Regions from separate parts of the Homo sapiens genome. Here region 1 is linked to region 2. The links are chromatin loops, found by intact Hi-C in ENCODE. Cell type or tissue: PC-3. All regions are shown on one strand. Links, peaks and the distances in the headings refer to the core of each region. The heading gives the core; the rest is flanking DNA.

Evidence for each region. Hi-C counts contacts between places; a loop is a spot of excess contacts. Peaks named below come from ENCODE experiments on the same cell type or tissue, not always from the same donor. Only the 100,000 strongest peaks of a DNase experiment are listed, where the experiment ranks them.
Region 1: it touches region 2 in a loop (2.0-fold over the local background); 2 of 110 quality-filtered maps call a loop at or near these places.

Annotation. Positions count from the first base shown.
Region 1 is chr2:140,804,306-140,813,584 of GRCh38, forward strand. The region is part of intron 32 of LRP1B (LDL receptor related protein 1B); the gene reads right to left. Among named protein-coding and RNA genes, the nearest start is that of MIR7157, 220 kb to the left of the region's middle. In PC-3, for the core only: a CTCF peak has its summit at 4,716 (motif pointing left); no DNase peak of the experiment used is centred there.
Region 2 is chr2:140,645,377-140,654,655 of GRCh38, forward strand. The region is part of intron 41 of LRP1B (LDL receptor related protein 1B); the gene reads right to left. Among named protein-coding and RNA genes, the nearest start is that of MIR7157, 63 kb to the left of the region's middle. In PC-3, for the core only: no CTCF peak of the experiment used is centred there; a DNase peak (open chromatin) is centred at 5,625; H3K27ac peaks cover 1,479 bases.

The sequences.
Region 1 (9,279 bases), core at 3,425-5,924, 160 kb after region 2:
GCCATCATTTATAATGTTCCATAGATTCCATGATAACTAGCCATAATAATTTATCTTAAGAAGTAGAAAAAAGGCTTTTGATGATGTCTGTATGCTAATTTTACTGTTTTTTATTGTATGTATTTTTTAAATTTTTCTCTTATTTAAGTGTATCATATTAAGTATATCTTAGAAAATTCATAAAAAGTGTGCAAGTTGAGCACTTAGATTTTTACTTTTAAAGTTCTAAAATTATTTATTATACCAAGTGATATTTTGCTGAGAAGAAATAAACATACATTTTAAAAGCTTATCATTGAGAATTCAGCTGAAAAAGCTTAAGAGTTAGTGTAGGTAAAAACTAATTTTTTTTTTTTTTTTTTTTTTTTTTTTGCCATTAGCTGTAACTCACATTTTTTTCAGTTATCGGAGAGGTTAAACAATTGTAAATACTTTATCATACAATGTCTAGAGGGAACATTTGAAACCTTTAATCCCCAAAAATATGAACACTGTATTCATTCTTGAGCAACTGAACATGACATTCTCTGACATGCAGATGGTGTCTGAAAGTATTTTAATCTGACAGCCTTGACTTTCCCATGGGTAAACTACCCATGTGCCTTGAATCTCCATAGCAGCTATTGTGATAACTTCAAGTTTGTGAGGTGAGCCCACAGAAAGTATGAACAAATGTCCTTAAGGGTTATGTTTGCTAAAGCCTTTCAAGGGCTCCCTAAAAGACAAATGATGAGCTCATTTGGTTCACATTGATTGAAAACAAATGTTGTGTGCATAACCAGATCAACAGAGCCAATGTTTTTCTGATTATTAGACTGTGACATGAGTCTGCAAATACACACAGGACCCACCTTTTTTGACTGATCCCCATAGTAGCCAAAATTTAATCTCTTTTTAATGTTTACTTATTAATCCCATCCTGGAAAATTGCCACTTGAAACAGGTCAATAGTATAATATATTAAAATTGTGATAAATAGAAAAATTTAGCAGAGAGCTTAAATATCTATGGAAATTGTGTAATTAAAGGCTGGTGGTTTTTTTGCCTTTACCTGTGACTCAAAGTTTCTTTCAGTTCATAGTGAGGATAGCCAATTGCAAGTGATTCTAAGATTTGATGGTTGTTGGAGATAGCTACTCAGATATTTATAGGAAGCACAAACCTATTCTAAGACAAATTAAGCAGTTTTATGTTGTAAACTCCCACCAAATTCTTAACTAAAAGTTGAAATACTTTTGCCTAACTTATGAAACAGATTAAAATGAACTCTGATTAGCATAACTTCACAAATGAACTTTTTTATTTGTAATTTTTATGTTCTTTTGTATTGCTTTAACCAATATAATCATTTATTTAAAACTAAATCCTATTTTATTTAAAACTAATAGTTTGATCACTAATGGATGGATCAACACATTAGTGATAAAAATCATGCAAGGTTAAAACTTTAATGGCAAAATAACAATTACTTTTGCACCAACATATAGAGAAATAGATAAAGAGATATATATAATGGATAGATAAGAATTATATATGTGCTTGTGTACGTATGTGTGTGCATATATATATGGATGCATACATACACACACACATATAATAGACTGAATATTTGTGTCCCTCAAAAATTCATATGTTGAAATCCTAATCCCCAATTTGATGGAATTGAAGAGTGGGATCTTTGGAAGGTAATTTGGTCATGAGGGTAAAGACCTCATGAATGAAATTAGTGAACTTATAAAAGGATCCCCAGAGAGCTCTTTCTCTCTCTCTTTTCTCTCTCTCATTTGTTTCCATGAGAAGATATAAAAAGTAAGCAATCTATAATCTGGAAATGGGCCCTCACCAGAACCCAACCATCCTGGCACCCTGATCTCAGACTTCCAGCCTCCAGAACTGTGAGAAATAAATTTCTGATGTTTTTAAAGCCTCTCAGCCTATGTTAATTTGCTATAGCAGCCCAAGGTAAGACATACAAATATATAAATAAAAATATATATATGCATACACCTTGACACTCAAGTAGTATATGTCATGATAATTTTAGATTCCTTACCTACAAATATCATGGCAAATACAACTTCCAAAGATCATTTAGCGCCATAAAACAACACAACAACAAAAAGCATATACGGAATGATATATAAATGAGAGCAACTGTGCATATAGTAGAATAGCAGAGAATAATGAATAAATAGCTCATAGGTGTGAGTGAAGGGTGGAGGGTAAATTCAAACTCATACCCCTTATAGGGCCCAGGGCTCAAACTCTTGACCTTGACAAATTACTACATGACTCATTTTCATAAACAATGTCAAGAGCATCTGTGATTAAATGATATGCTGACCATTAAGTACATAATTGTCAGTGATTCTCTATTTAGACATACTGACTTCAAGTTTCCTTAAATATTATTCATACCCTCAGTTCTATTTTAAAGCTATGATCCATTTACACCAGCTCTTTCATGCCCCACTAAAAAAGTACAAAATACAGATAAGCTATCATCCTTCTATTTCGTGAATTCCGTCATAATTTTCAACAAGAAATAAGACTATTGTTTCTGTGACAATATTTGTTTTACATGTGTATTTTCTCTTATCTCCATGAATTGATTTGTTCAACTTTCTCTTCAGTGTAAATACAATATATGCAGTCTGCTCTCAAACTGCATATGCAGAAGGGAAAGAAATATGTTAAATAAAATCCATAAATAACCCAGAAAGCCTAATTTTAGTCAATAGTTTTAAAGTCCTGCTCCTCATAAAGGCACTAAAAACTGAACAGTGACTTGATTAACTTGAGTTCGCCTCACTGTCTCCTGCAGGCATTAGTGACCAGGAAAATGTCAAAAGTTGTGAGGAAAAAGATAAATAAAAATTAAAAATCCCTGTAACTGAATACTAGGTAATCAATAGTAAAACATTACATAGCTGACTGTATACTATTTTATAGCACAAATCGTTTAAAATAATGTAGGAAACTGTTTTTACCATATCATTATCTCATAAAACAGAAGTTTTTTTAAATTTGTGTTTATTTATTTACTTTTTTTTTAGACAGAGTCTCACTCTATCACCCAGGCTGGAATGCAGTGGCACAATCTTGGCTCACTGCAACCTCTGCAGCCCGGGTTCAAGCGATTCTCCTGCCTCAGCCTACTGAGTAGCTGGGATTACAGGCACCCGCCACCACGCCTTGCTAATTTTTTTTTTTTTTTTTGTATTTTTAGTAGAGATGGGGTTTCACCATCTTGGCCAGGCTGGTCTTGAACTCCTGATCTCGTGATCCACCTGCCTCGAGCTCACAAAGTGCTGGGATTACAGATGTGAGTCACTGCTCCTGGTCAAACAGAAGTATTTTTATAAAAGAAAATTCCATAAAAAAAATTTGCAAAATACTTAGAAAAAATATCTAAGAGAAAAGGTTGTCAATATAATTTTAGAGCAACTAGTTATTACTGTATATTAGAAAGCAGAAACTTTTGTATTTGCCAGCTCTGACAGTTAGGAAAACTGACAAGATCATCTTTAAAAATGGAGAAGATGGGAGGCCAAGGTGGGTGGATCACCTGTGGTCAGGAGTTCAAGACCAGCCTAGCCAACATGGTGAAACCCCGTCTCTACTGAAAATACAAAAATTAACCGGGTGTAATGGCGCATGCCTGTAATCCCAGCTACTGGGGAGGCTGAGGCACAAGAATCATTTGAACCTGGGAGGTGGAGGTTGCAGTGAGCCAAGATTACGCCACTGCATTCCAGCCTAGGTGACAGAGTGAGACTCCATCTCCAAATTAAAATAAAATAAAATAAAAATAAAAATGGAGAAGAATTTGATGTTCAGAGCTATAGGTTGGTCAGCTTTTATCTAGCAACTTGAAAGGTGTTAACAGTCCTCATTAAACAGTCATTGCACTGTCACTGGAGAATAGGAGAAGCACAGGCAATACACTATTTGAGCCATGACAATGTTAGAGGATTTCTATCTTGGAAAATTAACCTTATCACCTGGGAAGATTTATTTTAATGTAATTATGTTTTATATTTTTTTAAAAAACAAAACATTTAAAAAATAATATAAAAACTGTAAAATCAGCAAAATGTTAAGCAGTTGTTAGTTCACACAGCATTCCTTCAATCTTCTCTCACTGTCTCTTCAGATCTTTACTCAGAAGTCACTGTCTTGGCAAACTCTTGGCTACTCAGCCTCAAATTTCACCCCATAAACTTCCTTATCTATTTTCCCTGATCTGCTATTTTTTCCCTTAATATTCAACTATCATACTATACGTTTTACTCATTTATCTGCTTTATGGTCTGTCTTCCATGTTACTATGCAAGCTGGGATTCTTGCCACCATGTATATCAGCAGCTGGCACATAGTGAGCACTGATAAATGCTTGCTGAAAGAATGAAAGAATGAATGGCAATAGATATTTATTGCTGTTAGGGGTGCAAGTTCTACAACAAGTAGTTACATTGCCTTGTTAGGAGTTTAACTCAAATAATAGTTACACCTGACATTAGTATGTCCTTAATTTTTATTTACCCCAGGCAGAATACAAGCTCTGTTCAAACACCACTAGAAAACCTTCGTAGAAAATCCTGTATCCTGTTCTCCACAGAAGGGGCTTATTCTCCTCTGTATACTATACCAGCTCTACCAGGTGACTTTTTTTTTTCTACTAAAGTCCCCTCTAGTGGTACAGTTGGGTGTTGGCTGCCTTAATTCCATCCTTTTCTCTCAGTAACTCAATGTCACCAGTATAAATGATGACCAAACCAGAGGTGACACCTGCTGCCCTCTGTGCTGAAGCAACAACAGAAGGTTATTGTAGAGATTTTTGTTGTTGTTTTTTTGTAGAGTGTTTGGCTTTTATAGTGTTAGCCTTCACAGCTTTCATAGCTAGCCTATATAGTAGGTTAGTTTGCATGGTATTTTTTTAAAAAAAAATTTTAAAAAAGATTACTTGCTAATAATTAAAAATTGTGAGATTTTAAATAAATATCTGTATTTCTTCCTTCTCCTCAAAAATAAAAGATATGTCACAAATGGTTAATATTCCTTATGGCAAAAATAAGTGGAGCTGAGAGGTGTTCTACCATAAGTGGGACTTTCATTTTTCCCACTCCATCATAATTCCTGCCACTCCCAAGCTAGTTCAGATATTGCAGCCTAGACTCAGATCCTACTTAACATTTATGTTAGAGCTATTTGGTTTTATCACCCCTGACATACTTTACTCATTCATAACCTGCTTAACTCTATTAAGATTTGAACTTCTAAGTCTATTCATAAATAAATGACTGCCCTGTGGGTAAACATATGAATTAATATCTATAGCAGTGCAAAAAGTGACTACAAAACTTAGCACCATAAAACATTTATTGTCTCACATGGTTTCTGTGGGTCTAGAATCTGGGAGCAGCCATGTGGGTGGTTCTGGTTTGGAGTATCCCTTGAGGTTACTTTATAGCTGTTGGCTTGTGCTAAAATCTTGACTGCCTTTCTTCCCACGTGTACTTCTTCACTGGGCTGCTTGAGTGTCCTCATAACATGTCAGCTGGCTTTGCCTAAGGACAGTGATCCAAGAGAGGGCAAAGAAGCTCATGCTTTTTATGACTTTGTCCCCAAAGCCACATATCATCACTTCCGCCTTATACTCTTAATTAAAAATGAGACAGTACCCACACTCAAAGGAAAGAAAGCTAAGCTCTACTTATTAAAAGGAGAAATAGCAAAGTGTTTATGAAACATATCTTGGTTTACAGGTCTTGACTGAGTCATCAAATAATTGCTTTATTTTGATCTGGGTACTATTCTAATTAAAACTAAGAGTCTCGAGCGGTTCCAATTTATAATCCTTGAGGTTTAAAAACTTGTGCAAAGTGTTCAAAGAGATTTTTTTTAACATAGCTTTAGTATAAACTACTCTTAAATTTTTTAGTGAAAGACAAACTTTCAGTTACTTATCATTCAGCACCTATGTAGCCTCTTTGGGGAACTATCATACATTTGTATATACTAATCACTTCATAGTACAATGACTTGTTTTCTGGGTGTGTAATTTCAGGATCCCTGTAGACAAATTTCTTTTTAAACATTTGTAACTGCAGTCTTCAGTAATCCCCTGGATATTGGTGAGGTTCCTGTGTTTTACTTTTTCATTGTTTTTTTTTATATGACTATAGTATTCAGCCTCAGCAGCAAGTAGGCCATCACATTTTTTTTTCTCTTCTCAAATAGAAGGGGTGGAGGTTTTGAAAGAAGGAGAACCCTGAGGAGAAGAGTAAGTTTAAAGCCAAACCAGAAAATGTTATAGAGACTCTTCCCCTGATTCTCTTTGGTAATGTACTTTAAATTTTAAATCCTCAGACTGCTAGGTGTATTTTGGTATGTCCAGTTAACATATTGCCAGTAAAGGCATTACGAGGTTTTTTGTTGTTTGTTTTGAAGCTGAGTCTTGCACTGTTGCCCAGGCTAGAGTGCAATGGTGCAATCTCGGCTCACTGCAACCTCCACCTCCCAGGTTCAAGCGATTCTCCTGCCTCACCTCCCAAGTAGCTGGGATTACAGGCACCCGCTACCATGACTGGCTAATTTTTTGTATTTTTAGTAGAGACAGGGTTTCACTATGTTGACCACGCTGGTCTTGAACTCCTGACCTCATGATCTGCCTGGCCCAGCCTCACAAAGTGCTGGGATTACAGGCGTAAGCCACTGTGCCCGGCCAAGAGGTTTTTTTTTGTTTTTGTTTTTTGTTTTTTTATTTATTCTTTATGTTTCAGAGCTACTCAAATTACAGTGGCAAAAAGGGGTATACTTACACAGCAATTTACTTGTTAAGAGAATTTTAATTTCTGCAAGGCGGGGTTCCTCTACAAAGCTGATGTCATAACAGATTCACAGCATTGACACAATATGGGCATTACGATCTCATTCAAATTTTCTCCTTCTTCCATTTATCAGTCAACAAACCTAACATCTTTATTTTTTGCTAAGATAGATACCTGCTCCATTTTTTGATACTATATTTACAGCATTGAGCTCTGTTAGTTTAGTATTCATTTTCTACTCAAAACACGGTCAGCAGCAATATTAGCAGAAATAAACCTTCATAAAGCCTTAAATATTTCTACAAGGTAACAATTTTATTATATTTTTTTCCCTTAAAAGTCACCGACTTTCCTTGAAATATTATTCAAGATTTTTAACACCTTTCCTCTAATTTACTGAGTTCCTTAGTTATGCTATTTGATAGTTTGGGTTTCATAAAGTACATTGGAAATAAGTTTTTGAAAACATAATGTGGGTGATGATTTAGAGACTGTTACAGCTTACTCAACTACTTTCAGAATTTAAACTCTGCTTATTTTTATTTAAAATACGTACAAAGACATAAGACAAAATATTATTGTTCATTTTCTAATACTAAGTAATATATTCTGTTTTTTAAAAAAAGTCATCTTATAGACACTATGAAACAATTGTCAATAAATTCCTACTGTAAAATAACCTATTTGTCAAGTACAACCCTTTTGTTTTATATATATGTAACTTCTGGATATATACAATGAAAAGAATGTCAATATAATGCTCTATAAATAGCACAGAAATTGCCCAAAGACTCAAAAGAAAATTGGAGACTTAAATACAAGATGATTTCTCTTTTACACATTTAAATTTCTCATCTGAAGAAAAACTATTTAAAAAAACCTGATTCTAAGAAATAATTTAGAAAAAATATATAAGTAAAAGGTATAGCAGAAGGACAGTAGTTTAGGAATAAGCTTAAGCAAATGAAAACCACTAAACATCTGATGAAGTATTCTATCACATATCTGGAAATTCCCAACTAGGGAAACGTAGAGAGTGCTTTAAGGACCAAATTAATAGGCATCAGATGCCAACTTTGACATTTCCATAGAACTCTACTTTTCAAAAAGTACATTCATTTAGAACTTCAAGTGATTCTCACAACTTTGTGATATAGGCAGATATTTTAATGTCTATATTTCCCTATAATAAAAATTGAAATAGAGATCATCTTAACACTTAAGGTTTGTTAAAACAATCTCTTTCCTTCACAAGAGAGAGGAAGACTCATTCTTAAATAAAATTTGCAATATTTAAACCTTGTTCACCTTCATCTAGATATTTTTAATTTAATTGAAAATCAAAGATGATAAAAATATTTTTTATCTAGAAAATGAATTTCCAAATCTGTCTCAATTAACAACTGTTTACTTATTAACATATACTCATGAAAATTCATTACCAAAAAAATAATAAAACAACAACAACATCAAAAAAAAACCTCACAAACCTGAGAAATAGTAAAATGGCTAAAAGATTTAGAATATAGAATTAAAAGGCATAAATTTTTACCTATATAAATAAAGGTAAAAATGTATTCAAATGGGCTTTTCATAAATTGTATAAGTTTTTAAAAATTATTCTGAATATATCACAATATTCAGAATTATAAATATTAAATAATTTTCTGAGTATCATCCTGTAACCGCAAATGCAATTACTGAAATTCTTTGTAGATTAGCCAATCCTCACACCCCTCACCTACCACAAACTTCAGCTTAGAGCCAGCCATTCACTAAATCAATATTCAGCCATCCTCAACAAAGAGTTCTTTTTTATGCAACCACTCTTAACATCTTTTGAAAAATTCAAACTATCTTTTTAAACTGAAACTTACATTTCAAAAATTAGCTTCTAATACCAATATAGTAGAGGTTAATTATTTGCTCCATGGAAGCCATACCTCCCTTTTAGCTTCCTAATCATTTTACTTACCTAGCACCTTTTTTTCCCTAGAAGATTGAATCAAAGAATGGAAATAACACTCAAATAAGTAAAATCTCTACTCACTCCAAAATACTGAAAAGAATTATTCAATGGGAAATTATTTCAATCATTGGTCAAATGGACCCTGTTGTCTTGTCTTTTGAATTCTACCTATGGATCAAGCTATTCTTTATTAAATGGAGATAAGCCAGGTTTGACTTTATTGTGACAAATGCACTAGGCCCTTAGACTTTAGAGGACTGGAGTAGAACACAGAAAATAACAATTGTAAAATAATACAAGTCATAGTAAGCCAAGAATCAGTAACAGTAAAGTTAGTATTGCTAACACTAAGTTTCTGATCTGGATAATCTTATAAGTCTGTTTGCTAAAGAGGAAAAGAAGGAAGAGAAGAAAACCTCATAGAAGTGTTCAATTTGAATATAGTTCTGGTGTTAGTGGAGCAGTAACTTTCCTAAG
Region 2 (9,279 bases), core at 4,485-6,984:
AATGATTGTTACCATTAGACATGAAGTTTATTAACTTCTTGTCTGTTCACTTCAGATTTTTTAATGTATTCAATTGCCCTTCTACTGTCTCTGAGTAAGAAATTATTCTTTCTTTCTATATTCCTCATATCTCTATACTAACCCTTTGCCAATATTCTTTTTTTTTTTTTTTTTTTTTTTTGAGATGGAGTCTTGCTCTGTCGCCCAGGCTGGAGTGCAGTGACACGATCTCCGCTCACTGCAAGCTCCGCCTCCCGGGTTCACGCCATTCTCCTGCCTCAGCCTCCCGAGTAGCTGGGACTACAGGCACTGCCACGACGCCCGGCTAATTTTTTGTATTTTTAGTAGAGACGGGGTTTCACCATGTTAGCCAGGATGGTCTTGATCTCCTGAACTCGTGATCCGCCCGCCTCGGCCTCCCAAAGTGCTGGGATTACAAGCGTGAGCCATCGCACCGGGCCTTGCCAATATTCTTGATTTCAAAATTCCTTACCATTTTCAGGACATTCATCAATCATTTGTCCTAATTATTGAAACCTAGTAAAATTCTGCTATTATTTTTCCTACTCCTTATTATAGTTTCTTGTATTATGTACCTTATTGTATACTATTTATAATTATATAAATTTTAGAGTTTAGATAGACTCCAATCAGTCATTAAAGTTCTGTCTGCTATGTAATAATTCCTAATTTCTTTATACAACGCTCAAAACTCAGTTCTCGTAATTTCATACCCTAAACATGCCAACAGAGAAATCAACTCCTCCTTTATGTCAGCTCCACTGATTTTGAAGCTATCTCTCATCCATTAATTGTTTCTTTTCCCCCCAGATAGTTCTCACAGGACAGGGATTTAAGCTCATCATGATAATCCTTCTAGGAAAGTGCTTGGGTCTGTGACAATCCATTAAAAACCTGGCAGGTAGACCTGATCACCGCATGTTTGAACATTAAAGAGAGAAGTTATATTTAGAGTTCTTACGATTGCATAGCAATGGTATGGTGGTATGTAGATCATTTCCCATCCTCCTAATTTCATGTTGTACTAGGTACTATTAACTTAGTGGGTGAAAAAATTGAAGGTCAGGGAGTTAAATGACTTTTCTAAGATAACACACTTGGCAAAACCCAGATTCAAAGTGAGCTCTCTTTGATGCCAGTCTATGCACTTTTTTATATCCAGCTGCCTCCTCTACTCCAGGCTCAGTTCTTCTATAAATAAAGTACACATATAGCATTCATATTTTTTAATGTTAGTTATCTTTTAAACATAAACTGTTAGCTTTTTAAGGTTGAAATAAAAGCAACTATTTCTCTTTGAGTATTTTATATAATCTAGATCTCAATATTGTTTTATTTTTAAAACAAAATGAAAGTTTTCAGCATCATTCCTAGATATATATATAAATGTATATGAGCAAATACATACATATGTGATATGTGATATATATCTGTATAGATGTATGTAATAGACATATGTACTTTTTCAGGTATGAAACATACCTATACACATATATATGTACATATGTATGTGTTCATATTGTATATCATATATATAAACATATAGATTGAAATATTACTTTCTCAATGTTTCTTGATATTTTCTAGACAAATGAAAGGATTCAATCAAATTTATACTCTAGAGAAATATAATCTGGGATTTTGAACACTAATGGGAAGATGTTTCACAATTAAATGAAATAATTCCCTAGTTTTTCTCCGCATTTAAATGCAGTATTCTGAAGTAATAAATCAAAACATACCATATTCATCAACAGTGTGCAAAGTTATTTTTTAAATCTGCCTTTAAATGCTTTTTTAAAAAAACTTGAAATCTTAATGTCTCAATAATGTTTTAAAAATTATATTTTTAATTAAACACCCACATATATACACAGGAGTTCTGCAATAAATAGTCTTTCCAACCCTTTATGCTTTACATCATCAGTGAACCATTGCACTGCACTTCAAATTGTCTTATTTTTTATATATTTTAATAACATCTATGTGTCAGAGTTTCCCATTTATTTACTTATTCAATAAATAATTATTGAGTGTTTACCATACATAAATTGACATGTAATTTATCATCCAAATCAAGACATTTTTGAGAGTGAAGACGGTGTTATTAACAATCATCAGATCAGCAGGCATGAAACAGGGCTATCCTGGGCACCTGGGGAATATGGGCATTCAGTCTAACCATGCACTGGGCACAAGTCAGATGTGGTTCCTGCCCCCATGAACTATTTAGTCTACTGGACAAATTAGACTACAAAGAAGAAAATACTTTTTAAAAAATTATGCATTTTTGCTCATCATCACAGGCCATCAGAGAAATGCAAATCAAAACCACAATGAGATACCATCTCACACCAGTTAGAATGGCGATCATTAAAAATTCAGGAAACAACAGGTGCTGGAGAGGATGTATAGAAATAGGAACACTTTTACACTGTTGGTGGGACTGTAAACTAGTTCAACCATTGTGGAAGACAGTGTGGCGATTCCTCAAGGATCTAGAGCTAGAAATACCATTTGACCCAGTGATCTCATTACTGGGCATATACCCAAAGGATTATAAATCATGCTGCTATAAAGACATGTGCACATGTATGTTTATTGCAGCACTATTTACAATAGCAGAGACTTGGAACCAACCCAAATGTCCATCAGTGATAGACTGGATTAAGAAAATGTGGCACATATATACCATGGAATACTATGCAGCCATAGAAAAGGATGAGTTCACGTCCTTTGTAGGGACATGGATGAAGCTAGAAACCATCAATCTGAGCAAACTATTGCAAGGACAGAAAACCAAACACCACATGTTCTCACTCATATGTGGGAAGTGAACAATGAGAACACTTGGACACAGGGTGGGGAACGTCACACACCGGGGCATGTGGTGGGGTGGGGGAGTGGGGAGGGATAGCATTAGGAGAAATACCTAATGTAGATGACGAGTTAATGGGTGCAGCACACCAATATGGCACATGTATATGTATGTAACAAACCTGTACATTGTGCACATGTACCCTAGAACTTAAAGTATAATAAAAAAAAATTACACATTGTTCTAAGTGTCGTTAATGAAATAAACATGGTACTGAGTTGTGAAATACTGTGGAGAATGTGAGGAGGGGTGGGGTGATCAGATCATTCTGTAGAAGTAATGTTTACACTGAGATATAAAGGATAAGAAAAATGTTGATAAGTAGGAATAGAGGGTGGGGCCGGGTTCAGGGGTAATCTCTGGAAAAGATCTTTCCAGGTACAGGAAATGAAACATGCCACAGTCTGAAGTAAGATAGCTTGAAGAATGGAAAGAAAGCCAGTGGGCTTCAAGTCTCAAGAACTGCACAGGAATGGTGTGAGATCCCAGGAGCCAGATGATGCAAGGTCCTTAGAGACAGAATACGACATATAACTTTAAATTTAATTGTAATGTGGAGCCTTTAAGCAGAAAAGTGGCATAACCCCTCACACAATATCACTCTGACTGTTGTATGAAACACAATTTATAGAGTTAGAGATAGGAGCTGGAGAATGTAGATTATGATTAATGGCCAAAGAAGCATCCTGGTAGTGGGGTGGGAGAGAAACAAACTAACCCAAAATATATTTTGGGGGTAGAACTGATCAGGTTATATCTCTAGACTTTGACCTCCTCAACCCTTTGTAATTCAGGCCAATATTTAAAAGTATCTTTTAAATATCTTTAGTACAGGTGTTTTCTAGGTACATAAAATTCAATCCAGCCAACACTACATATGAGATAACATTCACAATACTGTTTGTCTTCTGGCATTCTCTATCCTGGTAGTGATTTCCTACCTAATTCAAGGTGGAAATAAGAGTTACATAAAATATCCCCTTCCTCCACTTACTACAGTCAAATGGCCATCAATTTCTGTCCATTTCATTCTCTAAAGCTCTGAAATACAGACTTCTCTCTGTTCTTCATCCCTAGCACTATTATGCTTTATCTGGATAGTGGCAATCATATCCTACAAATAGCACTTTCAAGGGGAAAAAAAAAGTTGAAGTGTTCATTCAATCCCATATTCTCTCCAAATTGTCCCCAGACTACATGCTACTGAATGGAAGAATTGGGGCTGATTCTGTAGTTGAAAGATCTAGGAAATCATAGTTTCTTTTCTCTCAACAGCTCAGGACAATTGCTTTAGAGCTTTGATAAAAGACAAGTATCCACTGCTAAAGTTTGCTTCTTTGATTTTCCTCTTTGTTATATGATAATGCCATAACACTTAGCTTTAAACCACATAGTTTGGATGCTTGCCTGTAGTATCAGAATCACATTGGTTCCTCCTCACCAGATCCCGTGAATCTACCAAACTATAAGAATTAGGACTCACCAATAAAGACAATAGCAAAAGCTATATGTATTTATCTCTCAACCAGTTTTACATTTTTTGACTCCTTAAGAAGACAGTATAATACACCTGGATGGTTATAGTTTGGCAATAAATATTAGGTATATTTGTGCTAATGTATCCATACTATATTTTTGTGGTAAAAATATAAATCCTTGAAACATGTCATTCAATTTACTCTATCAACTTTAATGAAGCTAATATAACTGAAGCACTTGTAAACAAAGTTTAAATTTTCTCTATTTTGAGAAATATTTACTTTTATATTCAACTTCTGATCATAAAGAAATATATATTCTAAAAGTAAGCTACACGAAAGAGACAATTTTTCTTAGTGCAAATATAAAGTTTTCCCAAAATAATGTATTGGCAAACAAAGGTTTTTTAAAAAAATTTAATTTCTAGATACTTATTTGAATGTTTTACTTTTTCTAATATAAAAAAAAGGCAGAGGTTAATCAGAAAATTTAAAAGAGAGGAAGGCAATTCAGCTGGCTCCGATAGAAAGTTAGTTAAATCACTTTATTTTTATTTTTATTTATTTATTTATTTATTTATTTATTTATTTATTTATTTATTTATTTATTTTTGAGAAGGAGTCTCACTCTGTTGCCTAGGCTGGAGTGCAGTGGCACAATCTCGGCTCACTGCAACCTCCGCTTTCTGGGTTCAAGCGATTCTCCTGTCTCAGCCTCCCAAGTACCTGGGATTACAGGTGCCTGCCACCATGGCCAGCTAATTTTTATATTTTTAGAAGAGACGGTGTTTCACCATGTTGGCCAGGTTGGTCTCAAACTCCTGAACTCAGGTGATCTGCCTGCCTTGGCCTCCCAAAGTGCTGGGATTACAGGTGTGAGCCACCATGCCCGGCCGACAGTTAAATCATTTTAAAGATTGGCCTGCTGAGGAACTTTATTTAAATGGGAGCTGATGAAAATCCCTAGTGAAGTGTCTCCCACTGAAACAACTTAAAAATCTCAGGGGAAGTACAAAGTGAAAATTCTTGCCACCACTAAATTCTAGTAATATTGGAAAACTTGCTCCCAATAGTGAGAGAGATTTCCCCTCGAAAGTAATTACAAGGTTAATAGATCTAGACTAAAAAACACAACAAGCAGTGAGCCTCTTTAGCCAGGGCAACTCTAATAGAATAAACATGTTAAAGTGAAAGATGGCATGTATTGTTTTCTTAACCCCATGTCTCTTAGCTAGTTTCCAAATAGTAAATCCATATTAACAGCTAGTCATCAGTTAGTCATCCTTAAGTACATGTACAAGTATCACTCTGAAAAGAGCACCTTAATTCTCTTTTCTTCCGAATGGCCTTTAACAGTTCTTTTTCTTCAAACATTCCAGGAAACACCAGAACCATCTGGCAGTAAGTTTGGGAGATAAGAACGGGCAGAGAAGTTCATGTCCTTTGTAGGGACATGGATGAAATTGGAAATCATCATTCTCAGTAAACTATCGCAAGAACAAAAAACCAAACACCGCATATTCTCACTCATAGGTGGGAATTGAACAATGAGATCACATGGACACAGGGAGGGGAATATCACACTCTGGGGACTGTTGTGGGGTGGGGGGAGGGGGGAGGGATAGCATCGGGAGATATACCTAATGCTAGATAACGAGTTAGTGGGTGCAGCGCACCAGCATGGCACATGTATACATATGTAACTAACCTGCACATTGTGCACATGTACCCTAAAACTTAAAGTATAATTAAAAAAAAACACATACAAAAATTAAAAAAAAAAAAAAAAAAAAGAATGGGCAGAAGTTCATCTTATGTAGGGAGATGCAGTTACCCAAAAAGTAAATAGGTAGAGGGAAGAAAGCAAAGAGAGAATTGTAGTTCAGTGTATATTTCACAAAACTAAAATGTCATCGAACCAGATTTTAGGAGAAAATACCACATGACCTAGAATAGTTGCAGTAGATGAGGGAGTCATGAACACTGAGTATTAGATTAGGAGACATATACATCACACCACTTCTGAGCTGAAGATTGGAGGAAGCCATTTCGAGTGGAATGAACAGCAAATGATATACTTTGATTATTGTCAAACAGGTTTGCCTTCCAGGGTAGAAATAACACTGGAAAATAGATAACATGGTTCTAACATATTACCTTCAGAAAAAGGGAAAATGAACTTCATTCTAAAGGCTTAGGAAAACAATATGTTTCTTGAATATGGGTAAGCACAAGAGAATATATTAGAAAATTGCCTGATATTTAAAGTTCATAGAACAAAAAAAATGTAAGTTTAAGAGATTTTATAAAAAAAAGTAGCAGAAAGTCAAAAGGAAAAATGTTTTTAAAAAAGCAACATTTAAGATTAAAAGGGAGATGTTGGAGATAAGGAAATATTATAGGAAATCCAATAATGCAAGTACAAAATTAAAATCTATAATTGATACAGTGAAAAAAAACAGTTGTCATTTTCAAATATTGAATTCTTGATGGGAAAGACAAATTTGAGACATCTAGATAAATTCACAGAGATAAATATTTAAGTGAAAATACAATATGGAAGAAGCTTACTGAATTATAAAATGACTAAATACACTAGAATAAAGGAAGTTATCAAAGATATAATTTTTGACTCTACCTAACTAATGAAAATATTGCACAAGAAAAGTTTTTTAAAAAAGCATATTATCAGAAAAATTAGGGAGAATACCCATTTTTAGACATATTCTGGATATTTTTAATATTTAATAACTATACTCATTTGAGCTCAAGACAGGAAACTAAAGCTGTATACAAAGAAAAGAATCACACTGACTTCACACCCCTCTATAGGACCAAGTTTTACAAGAAATTTGTGTTATAAATTTCTGAGTTTTGAGCGACAAAGATTAGAAAAGAAAAAATTTAGAATCATGAAAGTTTCCTTTCATGTACAAAAGAAAGTTAACAATATTGTCACTTAAACAGGAGCAAAAATAAATTGTTCCAGTACCATATTTAGTTGAAAACATGCCAATCCAACTAAAAATGAATCCATCAGTGTATCTTGATAATGGAAAAAAATAGTTGTAGATTACTTTGTGAGATTACTGAAACCAGTTAAAAATGTTACTTAAAAAAATTGTTGAAAATAGTAATACAAAGCTTGATGTAAGTGTCAAAAGCTATTCTTAAAATTACTTTAAAATAAATACAAAAAATCTTAATTTAAATCCCTAGATATTTACAAAATCTAAGAAAGCTAAGTAGCACCATACGTTTGAGGAATATCTCCAACAGGAAAGACCCAGACCAAAAGAATGAAATGTTAATAAGCATCATCAAGACAATAGAAAGGATGTAGGAAACATTTAACATTATAAAACAAACATAGGATGCTATATGGAATATCCTCAAAAGAGTCCTAAGAAATTAAAATATAGTGGCAGAAAGTTCAAAATCAATAGAATGATGGAAGACAAATTTGAGGAAACCTCCCGGACTATACAACAATAAGATAAAAAGATAGGAAATAGATACTTTTCAGGAATAACAAGTAGCAAAAGTTTACTCCCTTGAATATTTCAGGATAAGGACTGAGAGGAGATATACATATCTCTTAAGGGAATATATTGGTGCAGTAGTGATAAGTACTATAAGCAAAGGAGAAAAAAAGAGATAATTGTTGAATCCGTGGAGACTAGAAAGTTGTATGAAAAAGGAAAAATAGGCATCATATACTAGATGGTTTAACAATCATTAAAATTTATATGATAATAACAACGTAAAGAATGACTATGGAATTAAATATGGTGATATGGTAGAAAATAGGTATTGGGCTGTAAAGTCTGCAAGCTATGTAAGAAAACAAGTTTTTTCATATTTAAAAGCCTAAGATAATATATGTGACCATATTATAAAGAAATAGGGGTAATTTATATGTTATTTATTTATATATACATGTATGGAGATAAATATGCTAAAGAAGCATACTAAAAGACTTTAACTATGGCCAGGCATGGTGGCTCATGCCTGTAATCCCAGAACTTTGGGAGGCTGAGGCGGGTGGATCACCTGAGGTCAGAAGTTCGAGGCCAGCCTGGCTAACATGGTGATACCCTGTCTCTACTAAAAACACAAAAATCAGCTGAAGGTGGTGGTGGGCGCCTGTAATCCCAGCTACTTGGGAGGCTGAGGCAGGAGAATCGCTTGAACCTGGGAGGTGGAGGTTGCAATGAGCCAAGATCCTGCCACTATACTCCAGCCTGGGAGACAAGAGCAAGACTCCATCTCAAAAAAAAAAAAAAAAAAAAAAAAAAGAGAGAGAGTTTAACTACATTTGGGGAATAGTAATGTGGACAGGGAAATACTGGATGAGTAATTGCTATTTTTATAGAATTTATAGAACTACTTGATTTTAAAACTATAAGTATATACAATTTTGAGAAAAATGAAACATGAGTGTTTAATTTTCTTTACCATGCTTTTCTGGATTGTTACACTTTTCTTCAATGAATCTGGATTACTGTTATAATCAGAAGGACTATTAAAAATCTGAGGAGACAACAATTGTGATTGAAAACATCTTACTATTGTGAGCAAATTATGACATTAACAAGGATGAATAATTTCTAAAAATAAGAAATATCTCGGTATTTAGGATGTTTTGTGAGAATTAATATGTATATAAGGGAAAAGGCATTGTTCTTTATCAGTTATTTTAAAGACTGTCAGTAATCAAAATTTGAAGATTGATCAAAGTGAATAAATGGGTCTGACATCTTCTTAAGAAAAGAAACCATTTAATTTTTCTGTACACTTTTTAAAATGCTGAATATTAGTCTCACTTCATCAGTGTGAGGCATTTTCCTCTAAGTGGGAACAGATGGGTTTTATTACTAATTCAGAAGATTTTTTTTTCCC